Regions from separate parts of the Mus musculus genome. Here regions 2 and 3 are each linked to region 1. The links are chromatin loops, found by intact Hi-C in ENCODE. Cell type or tissue: heart. All regions are shown on one strand. Each heading gives the region's core, and the rest is flanking DNA. Links, peaks and the distances in the headings are about the cores only.

Evidence for each region. Hi-C counts contacts between places; a loop is a spot of excess contacts. Peaks named below come from ENCODE experiments on the same cell type or tissue, not always from the same donor. Only the 100,000 strongest peaks of a DNase experiment are listed, where the experiment ranks them.
Region 2: it touches region 1 in a loop (12-fold over the local background); 6 of 42 quality-filtered maps call a loop at or near these places.
Region 3: a loop joins it to region 1, with 6 times the contacts of the local background. A loop is called at or near these places in 27 of 42 quality-filtered maps.

The regions. Positions count from the first base shown.
Region 1 is chr10:18,450,467-18,457,478 of GRCm38, reverse strand. The region is part of intron 1 of Nhsl1 (NHS-like 1); the gene reads right to left. Among named protein-coding and RNA genes, the nearest start is that of Nhsl1, 46 kb to the right of the region's middle. In heart, for the core only: no CTCF peak of the experiment used is centred there; DNase peaks (open chromatin) are centred at 1,748 and 3,938; H3K27ac peaks cover 2,585 bases.
Region 2 is chr10:18,598,283-18,605,294 of GRCm38, reverse strand. It overlaps Arfgef3 (ARFGEF family member 3), which reads left to right. Exons shown (of 34, transcript NM_001033258.4): 27 at 1,760-1,888; 28 at 4,685-4,861; 29 at 5,995-6,109. Among named protein-coding and RNA genes, the nearest start is that of Hebp2, 56 kb to the right of the region's middle. In heart, for the core only: a CTCF peak has its summit at 3,053 (motif pointing right); no DNase peak of the experiment used is centred there.
Region 3 is chr10:18,525,440-18,532,451 of GRCm38, reverse strand. It overlaps Nhsl1 (NHS-like 1), which reads right to left. Exons shown (of 7, transcript NM_173390.3): 5 at 5,410-7,012; 6 at 4,784-4,916; 7 at 1-1,184. The coding sequence ends at 479. Among named protein-coding and RNA genes, the nearest start is that of Hebp2, 17 kb to the left of the region's middle. In heart, for the core only: CTCF peaks have their summits at 2,871 (motif pointing right) and 3,675 (motif pointing right); a DNase peak (open chromatin) is centred at 5,921.

The DNA of each region.
Region 1 (7,012 bases), core at 1,221-6,220:
TAACTAGAAAATGAAAATGTTTAACCTCTAAGATGGTTGGCCTTCTTCCTCACTTTCCTGTCCTGAAACAAAAACCTGGGAGCTTAAGCTGGACTATGAACTGATCAAACTCAAGACCAGACCAGGGTGTGTTTAGCCCAAAACTTGTGTACCTATCAGCTTCCTTGTCTGTCTTTCTTCAAATTGACCAACCTTAAGTGGGAGTAGGAAGAGCCTCTCAAAGACCCTGAAAACCCCCAGCCTTCGAGGAGAGCTACGGCTTCTGCTTCCGGAGACCCGCTTGTGTTTCCCAGTGTCTTTTCTATGTGCTCGCTGCTTGTGTGCTCGCGGTTTGCTCACCCCTAATAAAAGCCTTCGCTTACTGGCAATCACATGAGCACAGACAACGGTGAGCTAAGGCAGAAGACTTCATGAGAAAGTGCTTTGCGGGATGCTGTGGAACAAACCATGGAGTACCTCCCCCCTCCCCCATCCCGCTTTCTCTCCATTATCCCTTGGGGCTCTGATTAGCTTGTCATTTCTTCAGGCAATAAACATCTCCTGACCTTTGAATTCTGTTCAGCCTCTTTCAGTGACATTGTTTCATACAACTATGACTTGTCTTTGTTTAGTGGTCTGTTCAGTGACTGAATCTCCCAGGTACAAGTGATCTTGACCATTCCATAGAGGGTGCAGCTCACTGACTCTTCAGGGTATAGAGGAATGACATCATATCTAATACTCATAGGCATGCAACTAATATCATTCCATTAAATTAATAAGTTCCTACATGAAAAGAAACAAGGGGTTTCTTTTAAACACTTGCTAAGACCTCTTACAGAGGACCTTGGCTTGATTCTCAGCACCACATGACAGCTCACAACCTTCTGTGAGCCCAGTTCTAGAGGACTCAACACTATCTTCTAGCACCCATAGAAGGACTCTCTTCTAGTACCCAGGGGCCCTTTGCACACACAGTATACTTATGTACATGTAGGCAAGACACCCTTACAAATAAAATTTTTAAAAATCTTTAAAAAGGAAAAACACTTAAACATAACAGCTCTACAGGATTCATTCTTGTGACATTAAAAAAAAAATAACATTAAAGTGCCTGTGGGTTCTCAAATCAATAAAAAGCTTTTAACCCGAGAGAGAAAAGTCACTACAAGGAAATCATTCAATTCATTTGCAGTGTTGCAATGAATTAAAGCTTCATCCCACCACTGCCCTAGGCTCTGCAGATGCTAAGATGCAGACAAACTCTCAGAAACCCTCTTCTTGCCTTAACTGTCATGGCCACTTTTGCACCTTAACGGTCATGGCCACTTTTGGAGTGGAATATCCATTCCTCTGTCACATATATGTGCTATCATGATTCTCTTCTGTCCCACTATGAAGACTGTGCTTCTGGGAGACAGGAACTACACCTGTGCTGGCTTTGGAAATTCTTCTTAAACAATCAAATTGAATGATATGAGTGTGGGGTGGTGAGCTGTGCACAGACAGCCTGGTCCCCAGTGACTCGGTAGGTGGTGACTTCCAGCAGGGGTTTGGCCACATGCCCTAGGCCCTGGGCCCCTGGCTCCTGTTGCAGCTACAGTCTCTACTTCTCTACTCTTCTCCCTCTCTCTGCCTTTCTACTATAAACATCTTAAAGCCATGGACTGCCTCTTCTTATCAGGCTGGTAGGGCATTCAGCTGGAGCAATGGATACAGGCCTTCCCCTAACTAGTCATGCGTCTAACCTTCCGCCCAGGAGGCTTCCCCGTGCTTCAGCTAGGACACTGCCAGCCAACCCAAGCCAAGCTGACCTAGCAGGTCTAGGACTCTCCTCCCCATGGGAACCCAGCTGGAGCTCCCTTCTTCTGTCCTTTTCCCTTCAGCCGCAGGCCAGAGCCTGCCCGAGGGTCCACCTGCTCCATTCTCAGCTCTTCCTAGACATCCAGCAGCGTCTGCAGTGTCCAAGACTGAGAACCTGACGTCCCTGGCCTCAGTTCGGCCCAGACAGGGTCCTGTGGTTTCTCACATCCCAGTGCCCACCTGGCAGCGCAGCGGGGGTGCATGCAATCAAACCTACCTTGCTGAGCCCTGGGTAGGACTCAAGACTCTATTTTTAACCCACAATGAGTAATCTATTCCTTAGCCTGGAAGAGTCCCATCTGCTAGAAGATGACAAATAAAATAAAGTGGTAAATAGGCATAAATTACAGAATGCATGCCTGGAGTGGTAGTCATACAGAAGAAGTAAGATCAAGGCAAACTTGATGGAACAGGTGGCCCATGAGCTAGACTCTGACGAGGGAGTTTACTAGAAGGAGCATCTATACAAAACAGGGGCACAGGCATAAAGAAGACATCATGTGGCTGGCTAGTTGGGAATATGGAGATATGAATACACAATGGTGCACAGTCCCTGTCACAACTCCTCTCCCAGTCCCAGGCACACTGCTTTTCACAGATGCTCTTGCACATATGTATCAGTGCTGAGTCTAATATTCGAAAAGTAGGGTGCTCATTGCCAACTGGATGATTTCTACTGACAACTCTGACTGTTGAAGTAACTGAAGTACCTGTGCCCAGCCTCGGACTTCCTGGAGGATGGAAGCGTGTGGCACTCATTTGGCTGGTAGGGCATTCAGCTGAAGCAATGTGATCATGGGTTCAAAAACTGGTCGCTGGCTTTGCCAGGAGTGAGGGCCAGTTCCCTGGGTCAGCCTGTTCCTGAAAGCTAGGCTTGGGCCTGATTCCCCAGCCTCTTCTGTTCATCCTCTGAGTTCCACAGACCCAGGTACCACGCCCTTCAGCTTATAACTCAGTCTGCATCTGAACCTGGTTACACCACCTGGTGCCAGCGGGGTGACAGCGTGGGGCTTGCAGAATGTCTTGAGAGAGATCATGAACAGAGGTGAGGTACTCTGCCTGCTAGGCTTCACTTGGCTAGAAAGAGTTGAACACAGGGGTTTTTGTATAAGATAGAAATCTATGTACTGGAAAAAAAAAATTACAGGCCTGGGGATATAGCTCCATTGTCTTGCATTCATGGAGCCCAGACTAGATCCCCAGGACTGCATAAGCCAAGAGTCACTTCCTGCCTGTTGTCCCAGCCCTTGGGAGATAAAGGTAGGAGGAACCTTAGTTCAAGGCCAGCCTGGGCTACACAGATATCCTATCTCAAAGAGGGGAGGAGAGCTGGCAAGATGACTCGTTGGCTAGAGGCACTTGCCAGGCAAGGCTTACAACCCAAGTTCAGTCCTCAGAAACCATGAAAAGGTGAAAGGAGAGAACCAACCGCCTAGAGTTGTCCTCTGACCCCACGAACCCCTCCCCCAATCCCACCTCACTCACACACACACACACACACACACACACACTTTTTAACAAAAGGTTTCAGGTATGGGTGAAAATAACTTAGAAAAACAACTGAACAATTGTAAACTAACGTTGACGAAAAAGAAATAGAGTAAAATGATTCCCTTTTGGGATGGGGGGTCATAGAAACTACATTCATGACCAAAGTCACTGCCATAAAGGGTTTCTCTGTGATCATTTTTAAAATGCTCATTTCCCATCAACCTTAATCATATACAATTACGAAGTATTAACAAGTTTTCCAATAAAGAACACACACATAAATCAAAGCAGTGTCTTTATTCTGGGAAAAAATATCAGATCATTGAACCAAAACAGACAGACTTTTAAAAGTAGTTATGAAGGCAAAGCCAGAGCACATACAGGCAGACAACAGAGTCCACTCTGATGATATTGAGAGGGAAAAATACAAGATGAACACATGTGCATGCGTGCACGTACACACACTATAAAGAATATTCGCTGTCTTGCCAAATCTCTGGACAGACAAGGAATTTACCTTCTATCCTGCCAGGACTGCTATGGCAAAATGCAGCTGCTGCCACCTGCTGGTCAGCACTGATGGCACACAAGTCTGACTACCACTTCCAGACTGGCAGACCAGGGCTGTTCCAGTTGCCAGTAGATACAAACAAACTGCTATGTTACTGCTTAACACACCATCAATTCAGAATGCGAGCCTGCTGGAAGAGCCTTGCTTGCAAACCTCATATATGAATGCAGGGAAGCCTGGAAGGCAGGCCAGCCTGGTAGGATAGGAAATGTAAAGCTGTGACAGTCCCCACTGCAGGCCAAGGGGGGACTATTGCCATGCTCCCAAATGCTTGGAGGTGGAGATGCCCCATCCATCAAGTTGGATGTAAACCCAGTAGCAGCTATTTACACTGAACTTCCTGGATCAGAAGCTAAGCAAATTAGAGCAAACTTTTGCTCAAATTCCATCAACGGCCCAACAAGTATGGACCCAGCTGTGTTCACCACCCCAAACACTAAGAGTATCAACTCAATAAGGTCCGGGTATCTTCTGGTGGATGGCATTTCTAGAGAACTGAAAAGCGAACCACAAGATCAACTTTAAAGGTGTTCTCCAAACTCATCCATATGTTAAAAAGGCAACAAAGTAAAAGATACAAATTTCATAGTAACTTCTGTACCCTACAGCGTCAACTTCTGCAGCCACCCTACTTATCTAAAGCTGAAGGCAACTAACACACACTACAGTGTTGGCTCTTGACCCTCTCTCTACTCCTGTGTGTGTGCTTATGGAAAGGGGACGGGCAACCAAGCACTGGCACAGGAGAGAGAGACAGAGACAGAGACAGAGAGACAGAGAGAGAGAGAGAGAGAGAGAGAGAGAGAGAGAGAGAGAGAGAGAGTTTTCTTCCCCCACATCATTTTCTTATCCCTTCCAACAAATCCTTCCCCAGTCTGTCTCCTGCTTTGCTGTCTTTGGTTTTGGTTGCTCACATCATCATCAGGGTTGGTGGTTATTTGGCTTCATAGCCTCCTCACTAAGGAATCTCTCTCCCCCCTCCACATGCAACCTTCTACTATCTATAGCTCCTCTGGAGGGGTGGAGCCTAATGGGAAGACCCTTCACTGACAGAGTAACTCTAACAGTCATAGATCCAAAAATACTAAGAAAGGAAAACACTCCATGGCTAAGTATCTATTAAGTGAACATATTTTTTTCAGAGTACCTCAGCATAATAAAGTCTCTCCAAGGAAGGCTGAAAATTGCTTTACCATATATGAAGCAACAGTATCAACAGCAACAGTATTTTTTCCAAAGCTTAATTTTTTGTTTTGTTTTGTTTTGTTTTGTTTTGTTTTGTTTTGTTTTTCGAGACAAGGTTTCTCTGTGTAGCCCTGGCTATCCTGGAACTCACTCTGTAGACCAGGCTGGCCTGGAACTCAGAAATCCCCCTGCCTCTGCCTCCCGAGTGCTGAGATTAAAGGCGTGCACCACCACGCCCTGCTCCAAAGCATAATTTGCTGGTAACTTAATACAAAGTGAATCTTGTAAAGGAAAAAAAAAATCTGCAGTACAGTTTTTCATTGGATAAGGGAAGGACTTGTTTGTTTCTTTAAATTTTATTATTAAGTTAGACATAGTGGTATATCCATAGTCCCAACACTCAGAAGGATCAGAACATCGGGCCAGCCTGGGCTACAAAGCATACTACAGAGGCCAGCCTGAACAACACCCACCCCCTTCAGCCCCACCACTTCCATCACAAAAACCAAGTCAAAGCCCAAGTTAGTGTTGGAGGTTGACTCCTGCAGAATGCTGCCCTAGCATGGCCCTGTTAGATGCTCAGCACCACAAAGGAAAACAACCAAATGGCAAAACAAACACAATTTTTACATGTGTCATCACTCAAAAATATTGATTTTCTCGTAAACATCCAAATATCATAATGAAACATTAAATATTCATACTTTTTTTTTTAATCAGAGAAATATCATCTTGGATGAAGAGAGTGATTTGCAGCCACCCCAGTTCCTGAAGGCTAGAAAGACGCATTTGCACAACACAGACTCACCCAGAGCTCAGCAGGGGAGCTCAGAGATGAGGGCTGGGGAGTCAGCAGTGTCTACTAATAAACACAGGGTCTGCAGGCCCAGCCAAGCCGGTTGCACTTTAAGGCCCTTTAACCAGTGAGGGGCTCTAGCAAGGAGTTAAAAGAACCAGAACAAGTGCCAGGACAGCCAGAGATATACAGAGAAACCCTGTCTCGGGGGGGGGGGGGGGGGGGGGGGGGGGACAAAAACAAAACAAAAGAAAACAAAACAAACAAACAAAGAAGCAGAATGTTTGCAATGATGGTCCTTTGAGGCCCCTCTGTTTTACACTAACGTGCAGAGGATTAGCAAAGGTTTGCTTTACTGCCCTATTATCTATTAATTACTATTATTATTTGAAAAGCTGGGAATCATACCCAGGGCTTTTGGATGCTAGGCAAGTGTTCTCCCACTGAGCTCCACCCCAGCCCTGACACATTCTCTTAAAAGGAAACAAAACAGCAACAACAAACACTTCCAAAGCCACCCTTTTAAAAAGTCGGCAGGAAAACCAGCCAACCAAAATTTTTCTTATTACCTTTTCATTTTTTTTTTCACACTTCATTTTCCCAGGTCCTTAGATGTTTTCTGGAACATGGGGGACACTCTAAGTGTTTTTATCATAAACCTGGACATTCAGTGTAATTACTACCCCAGATTCTGTTATCTTCTACATTAACGATAAAGTATCATGGCAATCACATAACAGAGCTGCTCAATAGCTTACTTTAAGCGAAGAAAATAAATGAAATGGTAGTCTATAGAATCTTGGCATACAAAGAACAATGAATAAACCAGCAATACCCTTAAGAACTAATCAATAAACTTCCAGTTAGAGACAGCTTTCTGAAAGCCAGGGCTGCAGACAGGTTTAATCCCAGCGCTGCATTTTGAAGACCTTGAGTCAGTCATCTGATCTCTCTGGGCTGGGAAACATGACATTCTGAAACCTGCTTTCCAAGGTCATATTTTATCTGTCCTGCCTGTGTCTTAGGTCTGGTGAACGGAGGCCACTTGCACTTCTCAAGCAATTGCATGAACTTTTCCTTGACCACGGTGTATGGAGAAGTTCACATATGGATGGAGTAAGAAGCTA
Region 2 (7,012 bases), core at 1,110-6,109, 150 kb before region 1:
CTTAATCCTACCTTGTGGGGCATTGAACTCTGCACAGACAGGCTGGTCTCCAGGTGAGCTGAGATCTGAATGGTGATAATTCACCTTCATGACATGGTAGGCGTTCCCTCGTGCTCCTGGAACTCTGGCCCCTGCCTAAGTTACCACACACACACACACACACACACACACACACACACACAGCCCCCACAAGAGAAGCATGACTAGAAGTCACATAGACAATGGCCCAAGCTTCTGACCTTCAGGCTAAACTCCTTTCCAGTTACCTAGCAACAGTAAAGACCATAAAAAGGGCGGTTCAGCCCCTGTTTGCTCTCTCTCACTAGTCTCTCTTGCTTCTTACCCCTCACTCTCATGCCCTCTCTCCTCTCTGTCTTCTCTTCTCCTCTCTCCCTCTTACTCTCTTTCTCTCTAGCCCTCTCTCTCTCTCTCTCTCTCTCTCTCTCTCTCTCTCTCTCTCTCCCTTCTCTCCTTCTCCCTGCCTTTCTATAATAAAGCTCTAAAAGCATAGTCTTTGCTCATCAAGATCCCCTGCACTCACTCTCGCAGCTGTTGGGAACCTCATCCCTCTTTCCTATAACCCTGGTGGCTTTAGCAAAGTAGCTGCAGGGCTCCCCAGGTAGGGCTGCCCCTTGCCACCCCCTGAAGAGTGGGTCAGAGGCTTGAATGCACACCCATGGCTAAGTGGAAAGTGTATGGCAGCTCTCCCATGCCTGACAGACCAGAGAATAGGTAAAACGCTGGCAGGGTGTGGGTTCCCCTCCCCCTTCCCCAGGGCCTCCTTTTTAGTTCCCAACACTACCATAGTAAACAAAGCAGCTTGGCTTAGATTAGGAGATAGCTGGAGCTGGAGTTGGGGGACAGTGGAAAGCTGGTTACAGAGTGTCTGTGTGAGATGACAACTTACATTGCATGATGCACACAATTAATGCCACTTAAGTTACAAAGAAAATAGTGGAAGTAGCACATTTTATTATTTTAAAATAATAGGCAGGAAGGATAGAGATGTATCTATTTGAAAGAGAGCCTACCTCACATGAATGATGCCCTGGGTTTGATCTCCAGCACTATATAAATAGTATGATGTGTAACAAGTCCCTAAATCCCAGAACTTGGGAGATGACTGGTTATAAATTGATAATGGCATCTACCTTGTCAGCTATTATGTCTAGCTTTGTGTATTCTATGTATGCTTATGATTTATATTTATATTTGCATTTTTCACTGGGCTGTAAATTATGTATATTGAAAATCCATGCATGATACTATCTGAGCATGTATCAGTTCTTAAAACTGTTTATGTATTTGTGTACTAGGCACATATATGAGAGGTGGAAACTTCCAATCAGAAGTTCAAGGTCATCATTGGGTAAATAGCAAGTTTGAGGCTAGCATAGGCTACATGAGACCCTGTCTCAAGAGAAAAACAAGAGGATAGACAGAAATAAAGCTAAATAAATAATTCTATATCTGTATAATTATATGACTAGTTCCCAAGAAGTCTGACAGTCATTTCAGTCACTGCTGTTTTTAGAAGGTAAAGTTCAGGAAGAATTAGAGTCTTGTGTTTTCCTTTGACTTTGTCAGACCATATTAGTTGACCTTTGCCTGCTTGTGGGCACCTAGAGCTAACACACTCTTTGGCAATTGACATCCCAATGCCCTTTGCCATTCGTACATGGAATTAGCTCGGATCTTGCAAGTATTATTCTTCCTGATGGAGAGCTGGGTTTCTGAGCAGTCTGCCTTTTTTTTCCAGGTCTGATAGAAGTCTGGATCATCCTGTTGGAGCAGCTAACAGCAGCTGTGTCCAACTGTCCAAGGCAACACCAACCACCCACCTTAGATTTACTCTTTGAGCTGTTGAGAGATGTTACCAAAACACCTGGTAAATGTCTATATCTGTTTCTATTGGAGTTATATGCTGTTAGACATTTAACTATTTTCAAGAAGGTGTCTCTTTGGATATTTAACTGTTTTTCACTGTTAAGGCCAAGTTTCACTCACAGTAGATGCTCAGTAAATATGTGTTCGATGGCTACAATGATGTTTCATGGGTAAGATATATCCCTGAAATTTTTACCAAAGATGTGTTCGTTGGTGCTGTTGGAATCCCACATCAATCCATCTGTGCCATCAGTGCCTCCATAGGACAGCCGGCTTTGCCACTTGACATGATTGCAGCCTTCTTCCTCGGCCAGATCTTACAGCCTTCGCAGCCCCAGTGCTCTTAGGAGAGCTCAACTGACCCACCACTCATGCGCACATACCATACCAAGCAGCCTCTTGTCGTGGTGATTGGAATTGGAAAAGGATACCTACTGCCTAAGATGGTCTCCTGTGTAGGAAAGAGACCTTAGGAATGCATCTCTTGTTCACAGTTATTATTCATTTCAAAGTTTCCTCAGTCAAAGAAACTTTTTATAGAAATGTAAGGTGTTTTTATTGTTATTTTTTTCTTTTCTTTTTTTTTGTTGTTGGTTTTTTTTATTTTCTTTTTTTTATTAGGTATTTATTTCATTTACATTTCCAATGCTATCCCAAAAGTCCCCCACCTGCTCCCCCACCCGCTCCCCCACTCACCCACTCCCACTTCTTGGCCCTGGCATTCCCCTGCACTGAGGCAGATAAAGTTTGCATGATCAATGGGCCCCTCTTTCCACTGATGGAAAGACTAGGCCATCTTCTGCTACATATGCAGCTAGAGACACAAGCTCTGGGGGGGGAGGGGGTACTGGTTAGTTCATATTGTTGTTCTACCTATAGGGTTGCAGATCCCTTTAGCTCCTTGGGTACTTTCTCTAGCTCCCCCATTGGGGACCCTGTGATCCATCTAATAGCTAACTGTGAGCATCCACTTCTGTGTTTGCTAGGCCCCGGCATAGTCTCACAAGAGACAGCTATATCTGGGTCCTTTCAGCAAAATCTTGCTAATGTATGCAATGGTGTCAGCGTTTGGAGGCTGATTATGGGACTGTTATTTTATGGGTGCTTTGCCTGCATAAATAAATGTCTGTGTACCACATGCATACAGTACTTGGAGAGGCCAGCAGAGGGCATCAGATCCCCTGAAACTGGAGTCAGACAATTGGGAGCTACTGTAAGGGTGACTGAACTCTGAATCGAACTCTGATCCTCTGGACTAGGAAGGGTCAGTTAAGAGCAGCCAGACTTTGAATTTTAGTTTTTACTAACGGAATTAGAACCTTAATGAAGCTACTAACCAGTTCCACAGTGAGCTGTCTATTCATCATTGTGATGACTTGATTATTAACACCTGCTTAAAATTCATTGTAAAGTTTGTAGCTATTCTCATATGTTTAAAAATTAAAAGCATCCCACTAAACAAAGTTATGCACCATGACTTCTAAATATATCTCATTACTAAGCACCATTTTCAATGTTTATATGAATAGTGTTTAACGTAATAAATATATGTTTGTTAAAGTCTCTTAAATACTAAAGTTTTTTTAACACTAAGTGAAAAGCAGTTAATAAATATGAATAACATTATGACATTTTCAAGGAATTATTTTAAATGTAGAATCACCTATATGGAATTTATGTATTTAAAAATACACATTCATACATGTTCATTCAAGAAGTACCTTAAGGAAATATGTTAAAATGGAATTATATCTGTATGTAAGTGTTTTTTTTTTTTTTTCAATTTTTCGAGACAGGGTTTCTCTGTGTAGCCCTGGCTGTCCTAGAACTCACTCTGTGGACCAGGCTGGCCTCGAACTCAGAAATCTGCCTGCCTCTGCCTCCCAAGTGCTGGGATTAAAGGCATGCGCCACCACTGCCCGGTTGTATGTAAGTTTTGTTCCTCTATATTATGTAATGTTCATGTTATCTTTGATATCTTTTTCTTTTCTTGTTGGATCTTACTGTTTAGCCCACATTGGCCTGAAACTGGTAATCTGTCTTGACCCCCAAGTGCTAGGAGTATAAGCATGTGCCAGCCCACCCTATTTGTACCTTGCTTTTAAAATCAATTTTTAAAAATCTATTAGTGTTTCTTTAAAGAAGCACAAAGATAATCTTTATAGCATTGCCTACAGAATAAAAAGACGACTCACGTCTTAAATTTTCATCAGCACTGAAATTGATTAATAAAGTATACCTATATATAATGAAAATAGTGATCAGTGAAAATAAGGATTGTTTAAATTTTTTGATAATGTAAACTCTGTTTTCCATAGTTATCAAAGTAGTTTAAAGCTCTAAGCTAGTGTGGTGGGAAATGGGTGAAATCACAGTTGGCTCTGCCAGGGAAACACAAGTCCAAGAGTTCAAAGCCTATCTGGACAACAGAGTGAGACTCAGACTATTATAAATAAAACTATATACCTTGGTGTTCTGTGTAAGTATATATAATATATTTTGACATTCTTTCCTAAATGCACATATGTGTTTATATGTTTGACTATGAGAACTAAGAGATCAAGAGGCATTTTAACTTGGTAATATTTGAATTTTTTATGTCTATTCGTATACCTGCAGAGCTATAGTCATACAAAGAAGTAAAATGCCCATTATTGCCCCCAGTGAGTTGTCAATTCTCCCCACACTTTCTCAAGAATAGGAAAAAATTTTTGAAAGAGATCTTTGATACCAGCCATAGCAAGAAGCCCCCATCCCTTTTGGAATGGTAATTCTGACCCTCCTCTTTCCTTTTCAGGCCCTGGGTTTGGAATCTATGCAGTTGTTCACCTTCTCCTTCCTGTGATGTCTCTGTGGCTCCTCCGTAGCCACAAGGACCATTCCTACTGGGATGTGGCATCTGCTAACTTCAAGCACGCCATTGGTCTGTCCTGCGAGCTGGTGGTGGAACACATTCAAAGCTTTCTACACTCAGGTAGCTGCAGAGCCAGAGCCTGCCCTTGTAGGCATTGCTTCTCCAGGCTTCTCAAAGTGCTTCGTGAAACGCTGGTGCAAATGCCTTTGTTGAAGATACGATAACCTAATAGCAGGTCCAATGTAGCTAGGCATAAGAGGAAAGGCTTATTCAAATACACAGCTTTTTAAAATCCTCATAGCCAGAGTATGCAGAGGTGGTATATCTTGTTGTTTGTGCTTTTTCATCAAAAGAAAGCAAATAAAAGAAATAGAATTTAGAAAGGGCTGTGGTTACCAACTTGAAGTTACTTATCAGGACAGAGATAAGGGGAAGTTCCTTAGTGCCCTGTGGCACTTTGAAAAATATACATGTTAGTGGAGAGTTATGTTGAAAGTGGCAGATAGAGAAGGACAGGCAGGGCAGCAGCCTGGGGACCTGAGCAGGGACCTCTGTGAGAGTCAGACTTTGCTCTCGAGCTGGTTTGGGAGGTTTGGGAGGAAAAAGAAGCATAGCGTCAAAACAGAAGGGGAAAATACACAGAAGCAAGAGGCCTTCTTGCTAGAAAAGACAAAAGAGACCAAGCAGAATGTGGGCCCCAAGGAGTTTAAAGCAAGAATAGGAAATTGCGTCGATACTAAATTCAGTGAGGATAATTTGTCCTGCAGAATAAAGCTGCTGGTGGCGTGGGGAGGGATTTCCACAGCTGGTGGAGGAGAAAGGGATTTCCACACGAAGGCAGTGAGTGTGTCTCAGGGGGTTGGTATTTTTGAGCAAGCACTGAGGGGTGTGGAAGCAATGCCACTGAAAATTGCTTCTGTAGCCTCACAAGGACCCTAAGGAAAGCACACAGATACAGTCCTAGAGTGGACAATTAGATTGGCTTGGAGACCTCCGTTTCCTTTAGTCTACAAATGCTGTGCAAATGGAAGCCAGATAGACAGAGGTTCAGAAATCCCCAAGCTGAGACAGGACTGCTTTCTTGCCCAAGAGCACCTAAATATAATTCAGTTTTCATCACCAAGGAAAGTATATTTGAATTTTTCTTTTTAGATACATTTAGATGTCTCAGACTTTCTTCTTTTGCCAGAGATGGCCATTCCATTCTCCCCTGTTTCACTAGAGTTTTAAGAATCTACTCCTTCTTCCTGCAGACATCAGGTATGAGAGTATGATCAACACCATGCTGAAGGATCTCTTTGAGCTACTGGTAGTATGCGTGGCCAAGCCCACAGAAACCATCTCCAGGGTGGGCTGTTCCTGCATTAGGTGAGGAGAGGGTCCCTTGGCTCTTTACAAGGGTGGGGTTTTATCATAGAATCCCAAGAAGTTGTCTTTTATGGTAGTGACTCACTTTGTGGATTGCCTTTCAGAAATAATGTATAATTAATAGTTCCCCCTCTTTGGTGTTCAGTCAACATGTGCTTAGTGCTCGGGGGCAGAGGAGGAGGGTGAGAATTGAAGGTGGATGGAGCCTGAGATTTAGTGCCCACTGCCAGCTCCTAGTCACCAAGTAGATTGCTTCAATCTGTTCCCGAGTTCTATGTACCACTCTGGGAGGGGGGAGGGTTGTCTCAAGTCTTAGGGTCTTGCTCCAATACCCACTCCTAACAAGCTCCATTTTGGAGTCTAGAATATTGTTCCCATGTATGATGAGGACATAAAATTCTTCTTGTGAAAATGTTACTAAATAGTTCCACTCTCCCGTCTCTTTAATGTGAAGATATTGAGAACGATGATGTAACTGCCAGGTATGCATGTATAATCCCAGAACTCAGGAGGGCAATTAAAGAGACTTAGAGTTCTAAGTCACTCTAGGCTACTCAGTAAGGCCAGTTCTCAAAGAAAAATAGTAACAACTAACAGAGAATCACTGAGGGGTTTGTACATACCTACAGAGGGGTTAATTTTTAATACCCAGAAAGAACAAGAAGAGGTGTGGCAAACAGGATGGTAACAATGGTGACACTTGGTTCCAACTCCAAAGAGATTTTCTTCATTCTTTTTCTATTGCTACAATAAAAGCACCTTCTATAAGTTGACCAAGGCAACTCACAAAAGGAATCAATTAATTGGGCTCACAGTTCTAGAGGGTTAGAGTCCATGGTGGTAGAGCAAGGGCATGCCAGTAGGAACTGCTAAGAGCTCACATCTCAAACTGCAATCAGAAAG
Region 3 (7,012 bases), core at 1,095-6,094, 75 kb before region 1:
ACACACAGACATGTTCTATACTTAGAACCAGCCCACTAACGGCTTCCAGTCTCTTCGTGAACTTACACATTCCCACACCCGTAATGCGCTGAAACCACTTATCACCCTGGTCTAGTGGACTCCATTACCCTACCTGAACTCTGACCTTTTCTCCTATTTCTATACGTAACGTTAGTGTGTGTATTTGTTAGAATGAAGTACTCAAAATTCACACATATACACACACCCAGCATTTTGGGAAAAACAAAACAAAACAACAAAAGCAAACCATCTTCCCCAGGAAGCACTTTCAGAAGTTGAAGCTTCTACTTGCTTTTAAGCCACACGGCGAGTGAGTCCTAAGAGACCCGAAAGGCCGAGACCTCCCCAACACCAATGCTGAGTGGGGTCCCCACAAGCCAGGAAAAGGCCACAGAGACTTCCTAGAGTGATGCACAGCTCACCTTCCTGCCTCACTCATGAGAGGCAGGCTCTGATACTAACTCTTCTGTTCCGTACCCCCACACTGCTCCGAGGGACCGTTGCCCTCAGCCCTTCCTATCCCATCCACAGAGGCAGGCTCCTCGCTACAGAGGAGGCTGGCCTGGTCCATCTCCTGACCCGTCAGTCTGTCCAGAGAGCACACCCTGGTAGCATCCAGGGCCCTGCGTGCTTTGTTGTCCGCTGGCTCAGCAGGTTCTCCCTCTCCCTCGGAGATGACGGTCATGGGGCTGCTCTGGATGCGGTTCCGCATGCTGTACCTGCTGCTGGCCGCAGAGGGTGGCGTCCTGCTGCGGCTGTACCGAGGGCCCGAAAAGGACAGACTCCGAGGCATCAGGCCTTCGTTCTTGGCCCACTCTTCCTGAGCTCTCCTGTTCTTGTTGGGGGAGCAGCTGGATGGGCTGTCCGGGCTGTCTGCCGAAGGCTCCGACCTAGATCTCTGGAAGCGAGGGTCCGTAGACTTGAGCATCTCAGCCGCTGACATGCGAGCGCTGGTGTCCGAGCGACTCCCCTTCTTTAGCAGCAGAGCTTTGAAGTTGTCACTGCTGGTAGTGCTCTTTTTTATGCTTCTCTGGATAGACCCTACTTGCTTTGGAGAGGCCAGGTTAGGGGCAGCACTCGTGGGTGTCACAGGCGGGGAGGGAGAGTGATTTCGAGTGTGATCGTCTTCTGAGTCTTTCCGGCCAAGGACTTTCCTTTTAGATCTGAAATAAAACAAAATTAAAATAACAGTCAGTCCTTGGCAACCTTGCTGTCATCTTCCTGTGACCACTTCCTGAACACACACACACACACACACACACACACACACCATCATTAAAGACGAGCCCAAGAGCTTCTCTGATATTATTTACTTCTAAAGACAGAGCACTAGATTCCCCATGACAGCAGAATGTGGCCAAAAGTATTTTTCTTCAACTGTCCTACTCAAAGTTCAACAAGAGAAATGAATGACTACCTTCCAGAGCAACTCTGCTCCTCTCGGTCTTTTAGGTATTTCAGCCAAGGACCACAAGCCTGTGGTAAAATGTTTTGATTGTGCTCAGGCACAAAAAGGCACAGCGATGCTCTGTAACATTTAGGGCATTTAATTGTAGATATAGAACTAAAAGAGGGGGTTGAAGAGATAGCTCAGTAGTTAAGAGCACCAACTGCTCTTCTGAAGGTCCTGAGTTCAAATCCCAGCAACTACATGGTGGCTCACAACCATCCATAACGAGATCAGACACTCTCTTCTGGATTTTCTGAAGACAGCTACAGTGTACTTACATATAATAAATTAATAAATCTTAAAAAAAAAGAACTAAAAGAAATGGCAAGTTAAAAAAACATACACACAAAACAAAAGGAAAACAAAACTGGTATTCTCAGGGGGCAGTTGCTGCTTACAAAATAAACTAAATTTGAACTTCTGATATCTCTGCATGTAGTCTCTCTCTCTCTCTCTCTGTGTATGTGTGTGTGTTTCTAAAGATGGCATTTAAATAGTTAACAATGGCTTAAAGTCTAATCACTTCAATAAATATAAAAATTTCACACCTCAACTGGTGTTCTACACTTTCCATCTGGCTTTAAATCTGAAGAGAATTAATTTGCATTATTTTAGAACTCCGAAAGCTACGCTTCAGTTTGGATCGTCTGTATTTTACATCACGAGTGCCAGTGCTGCAGGTAAGGATCCAGAATTCAGATGGACTCTGATTACATCTGCTAAGTCAGTATTGATGCCACAACAGAAATTAGCATGTATCTGAGCTTTTTCTTTTCAATCCATTCCTAAGGCTACTTGGCCTCTAATTTTCCCATGTGTACAGAGAGTAATAGACTGAATGATTTCTGTATCTGTAAGAGATGGCATTGTCTCTCTAGCAGAAACCACACATTCTTTAATGCCTTCTGAAGGTTGCCAAAATAAAATATAGAAGAGCCCTTTGGTGTATTTTTAGACAAAAATTTGCAGTAACCATGGCTTTGCAACAGTTGGGTTCCCTTACAACAGAGTATTTAGTACACACAGCAACTTGGCAACACACTTCTCTGTGGCTTGTGATTATAAATACAGATTCCTGTATATTTAGAAACTTGGTGCATTCCATGCTAAATGAAAGACATTAAAGTCTCAAAAGAATTTCAGGACAGTTAAGTTCCAATTAGTTTCATTTAATTCAGAAACTATTTATTGAGTGTTTATAATGTGTCCAGCACAGCTACAGTTAGGAACATCGGTGTAAATCTCTACAATGTGACTTTATTTGCTTGTTTTCAAAAGACCCATTTCTCACTTCCTTGTTTTAAGAAAGAACCAGATAGCTAGCTCTCTTTTTCTTTTTTTAAAGATATTTATTTATCTATCTATCTATCGATCTGTCTATTTATTTATCTTATATGAGTGCACTGTAGCTGTCTTTAGACACACCAGAAGAGGGCATCAGATCCCTCTGTTGTGAGACACCACGTGGTTGCTGGGAATTGAACTCAGAACCTCTGGAAGAGCAGTCAGTGCTCCTAACCACTGAGCCATCTCTCCAGCCCCACTCTTTCTGTTTCTAATGAGATCAAAGAAACCAGTGAGGCAACAGGTTTGGACTTTTGGGCCTTTTAGACCAATACTGCAGGCAACAGGTCAAACAAAGCCAAGAGGAGAGAAACCTGCACACCATTGTCTGTCAACTCAATGTCTAACGCCCATTCCAGCGTGGTTTGCCCCACATTAGATGTTCCTGTGTTGCACATAGTTAGGTGAGGATGGGGGTTTCTTCTACCACACTCAACGGCCTTTTCACTTAAACTCAGACGCACCAGAATTTGAGAGCTGGCTAACATGGATTACTTATTCAGGGAATCCAATGATTTATAGAGTACGTGGTCTCAGAAGGGAAATGAAGGACAGTCACTTGAGTCAAAACAAAGTCTTAATGGCAGAGAAATATTCGCAGGCGTTATCTGAAAGCCTGGTAGTAAGGATTTGTAAGCAGCTAGGGGTTCCCTTACACAACACTGGTTCTTAAAGTACTTGCACACATCTGAATCTTATCATTTTCTACTATATTGCCTCTGTGGGGTAGGGGTGCACTCATCTGGATACGGCCAAGCAATGTAATAAGCAAAGCTGAATTACTAAATCAGTTAAACTCTAAGGTAATCAACCATCAGTTGTTACCAGGTAACAAGCAGTTCCCTTTGACAAAGTAACTGGTCTTTTTAAAGCCAGCAGATGGCGCTAGAGGTATACAGCAACAAATTTAAAGATTTTTCCCCTACCCCACCCCACCCCCGCTTTTTTTTTTCCTCCTGCCAAAGAAAAATTATTCCTTGGGAGACACTGGATGGCTCAGCCTTGCATCCTTACCAGCAAAGCTCTGGGATATAGAAGTAGTGGGTGAAAAGACGGTTAGAGCCAGACGCCAGAGGTGGTAGCCAACTTCAGGGGAAATAGCATTTTCCTGGACATGGTGGGATAGACATAGGAATGAACGCACAGCCTATAAAAGACCTGAATAAGCGCAAGCTAGATAAAATCCCAGCAGAAAGGAGCAAAGTGAGGGCAGAGTCCCAGCCCTCAGCAAGAAGCTACTCACAAATGATAACTACTGGGAGAGGAAAAGTCAGTTTTTTTCAAGGGAGTGCTACTGGGTATTTCAAATCACTTTCCAGGGAAGCAGCTAGGTGAGCCGGCCAACACAGATTGTATTCCATGGTTTCTAGTGGCTTTTAATTTTCATTTGAGAGAGAGAGACAGAGAGAGACAGAGAGACAGAGAGAGAGAGAGCGCAAGCATAAAGTTGGATAGGAGTAGATCTGAGAAGAGTCGGGGGACAAGAAACAGAAAGGAAACAAAGTCTTGAAGGAGGCAACAAAAAGCACTATGAAATCATGGCTTTTCTAAACAGACAACAAAAAAGTAACAATAAATAAATCAACTGAAGCACCCTTAGGAAGGTGGCTCTGTAGAGCTAGTCTATGTACAGTAAGTCACAGAACTCAGCATTCCTCACCCCAGACCGGTTCCAAATCTTGTAAACACTCAGTCACATGACTGGCACACTAGGTGCCTTGCCAGCCACAGCTGCGTCTACCAGAAGGTATCACATTCTGCCCTCGATGTCAGCACAGAATCAATGGAACAAAGTAAAACAGAAATCAAACTTTAAAAAGTAATTAATGTATAAGAACGACACTTTAAACTGAGTACTGTTAAACGAACCGTGGCTAGCCAACAGACAAAACCTCATGCAAACAGAGGAGCCCGTCCAGAAAGAAGAAATTATAAAGTATATTAAAATATGACAAAAGTTTGGGATACCTGTGAATGGCTGCAAACAGGTCTTCTGTTGTCCTGGGTTTAGTCGGAGTCAGCACCTCATCGCTTCCCTCTTCCTTAGATACATCCACGGGGTCTGAAGAGGAAGCAGCTGTGTTGGGTTCCAGCAAGCCAGCTAGAGAGAAGAAAGGCAGGCAAACATTAGACGCTGTGACTAGCACTTCAGTCCCTTGCCCGGCTCTGAAATATGCCACTTTGCTGCCATTTCCGACAGTGTGAGAACCATGGCGAAGCCCCGTGGCTCTGTAGTTTGAGTTCTTCCTGAGGTAGAAATGATACTCGCTAGCCTGACAGCCAGGGCTATTTCCTGCTACAGACTTTGGACTAAATTGCTCTTAAATTTGTTTAAGAGCGTTTCTCCTGCTACTGAATACCCAGCCTGCCTCAGACCTCCCAGCACCTCCACCCCCACCCCTCTCTTTCCCTCTCTTCTCTTAGTTTTTAAAATGCTCACAAAGCAGCTTGGGTAATGAGGTGTAAGAAGCCCACACACTGCCGGCTTTTGCCGAAGTCTAGGCTGCTTCACCTGGTTGCAAAAGAGCTCAGTAGCCCTATTTGGCTCATCTCCAGAAGATCAGAAGAGTGCAGTAGAAAGCAGCCGGCCTTACCTTCTCTGCCCTGTTGAGACAGGCAGCTCTTCGCATTTCTCTCACCATCCACACTGTTCTCGCCTGACTCTTCCTGTGTGGGGCCCGGTGATGTATTAGGTTGGACCATGGGGACATTGGCTTCCACAATGCTAGAGGATAAGGACCCTGCAGTTCCCGGTTCTAGAGCCGGACTGCCGGGGGTGGGGGCCGTAGCATGAGAGCCAGCTCGGGATGCTGGGCTGGATTTCTCCTCTTGGCTCCGCACAGCTTCCCCCTCTGCCCTGGTAGGGCTGGGCACGCCTGGGAAAGCTTCGCTCCCGTTCTCTGTGGGCTCCGCTGTGAAATCTCTCTGCGGAGGTGGTACCACCAGGAACAGTTTGGGCTTCTTAGAGATGGGGGGTGGCTTCCTGCTGGGTGAAGAGTCTGGGAGCAGAGTGGTCCTGAGGCTGGGACCCGGGCCTGGAGCTCCATCGCTGCAGCTCGGAAGGCCGCCACGCTCTACTGCACTGTCATGGTCACCCTGACTCTGGCTCTTGGCAGGCATCGGAAGCGAGCTCGTCACAGAGGCAGCCTGGCTTTCACTCTCCATTTCATTTATGCTATTTCGGGATTTGAGGAAAGCAGATGGCTTTAAGTGATACTGTGGAGCAGTCGGAGTTCGTTGTTCCTGAGCTGATGGTTCAGAAAACAGGACTGCCCCGGCACCTGAGTTCTTCCTCACTGGCCTCAACTGCACCATCTGCAAAGCTTCTGTGGTGATCAGGGGCATGGGGGGTCGGCAGCCCTCCTCCTTGTTGGCAGGCCGCCTGAGGGCCTCCCTAGAGGATTCGGACTGGCTAGAGTTTTTGAAAAAGGGCCTGTTTTCTTTCATGAGTTTGGGGTCCAGAGGCGGAGCGGGCGGGGGTTCTGATGAGGGCAAGAAAGGTGGAGGTGCTGGCACAGGAGGCAAGGATCTTGGAAGAGAGGGGCTAACTGCTGTGGGAGAAGGAGAAAGGCACCCGTCGGTGGGGGAGCAGAAGGGAACAAGGGCTTCTGGTGGTGGAGGGGGGAACATGGGAGAGGGCGGCAGAGGAGAGCCCTCGGAGCAATCTGCTAGAGGAGGAGGTGGTGGAAGAAAAGGGGACTTGTCTGCCAGACACGGAGAAGGCAGAGGGGGAAGAGGAGGAGGGGGAGGGGCAAGGGCCGAGGCCAGGGTTGTATCCAGTTTCTTCATGGTCCCACTTCCTTCGGTAGAAGTATTAGAAGAGAGAGAAGTGGACGATGATGAGATGGACATAGAAGAGATCAGAGACGATTTTCTTTCTGGTACCTTGGGCTTGGCCTTCCCCTTTCCATTTGCTGGTGACATTGATTTTAAAAACACAGGCACAGGGGTGAGTGCTGTGGGTGTATTCGACTGGCTAGAATACCCACTGGATGGAGAGGTGACTCTCTGTGACTTCTCTGGTGAGGCGATCTTTGGTCTAACTGAGCAGCCCGGCACTTGGGGCACTGGGACTCTCGACCCCTCCTGGATGTGGCGTACTGGCCCGTTTCCAGTTGCTGCCTCAGTGTTGGCTGAGCAGCCCCCGGTGGGGTTCCCTGGATCTTCCTGCAAGCTCGTGTAGTCAATGTAGTAACC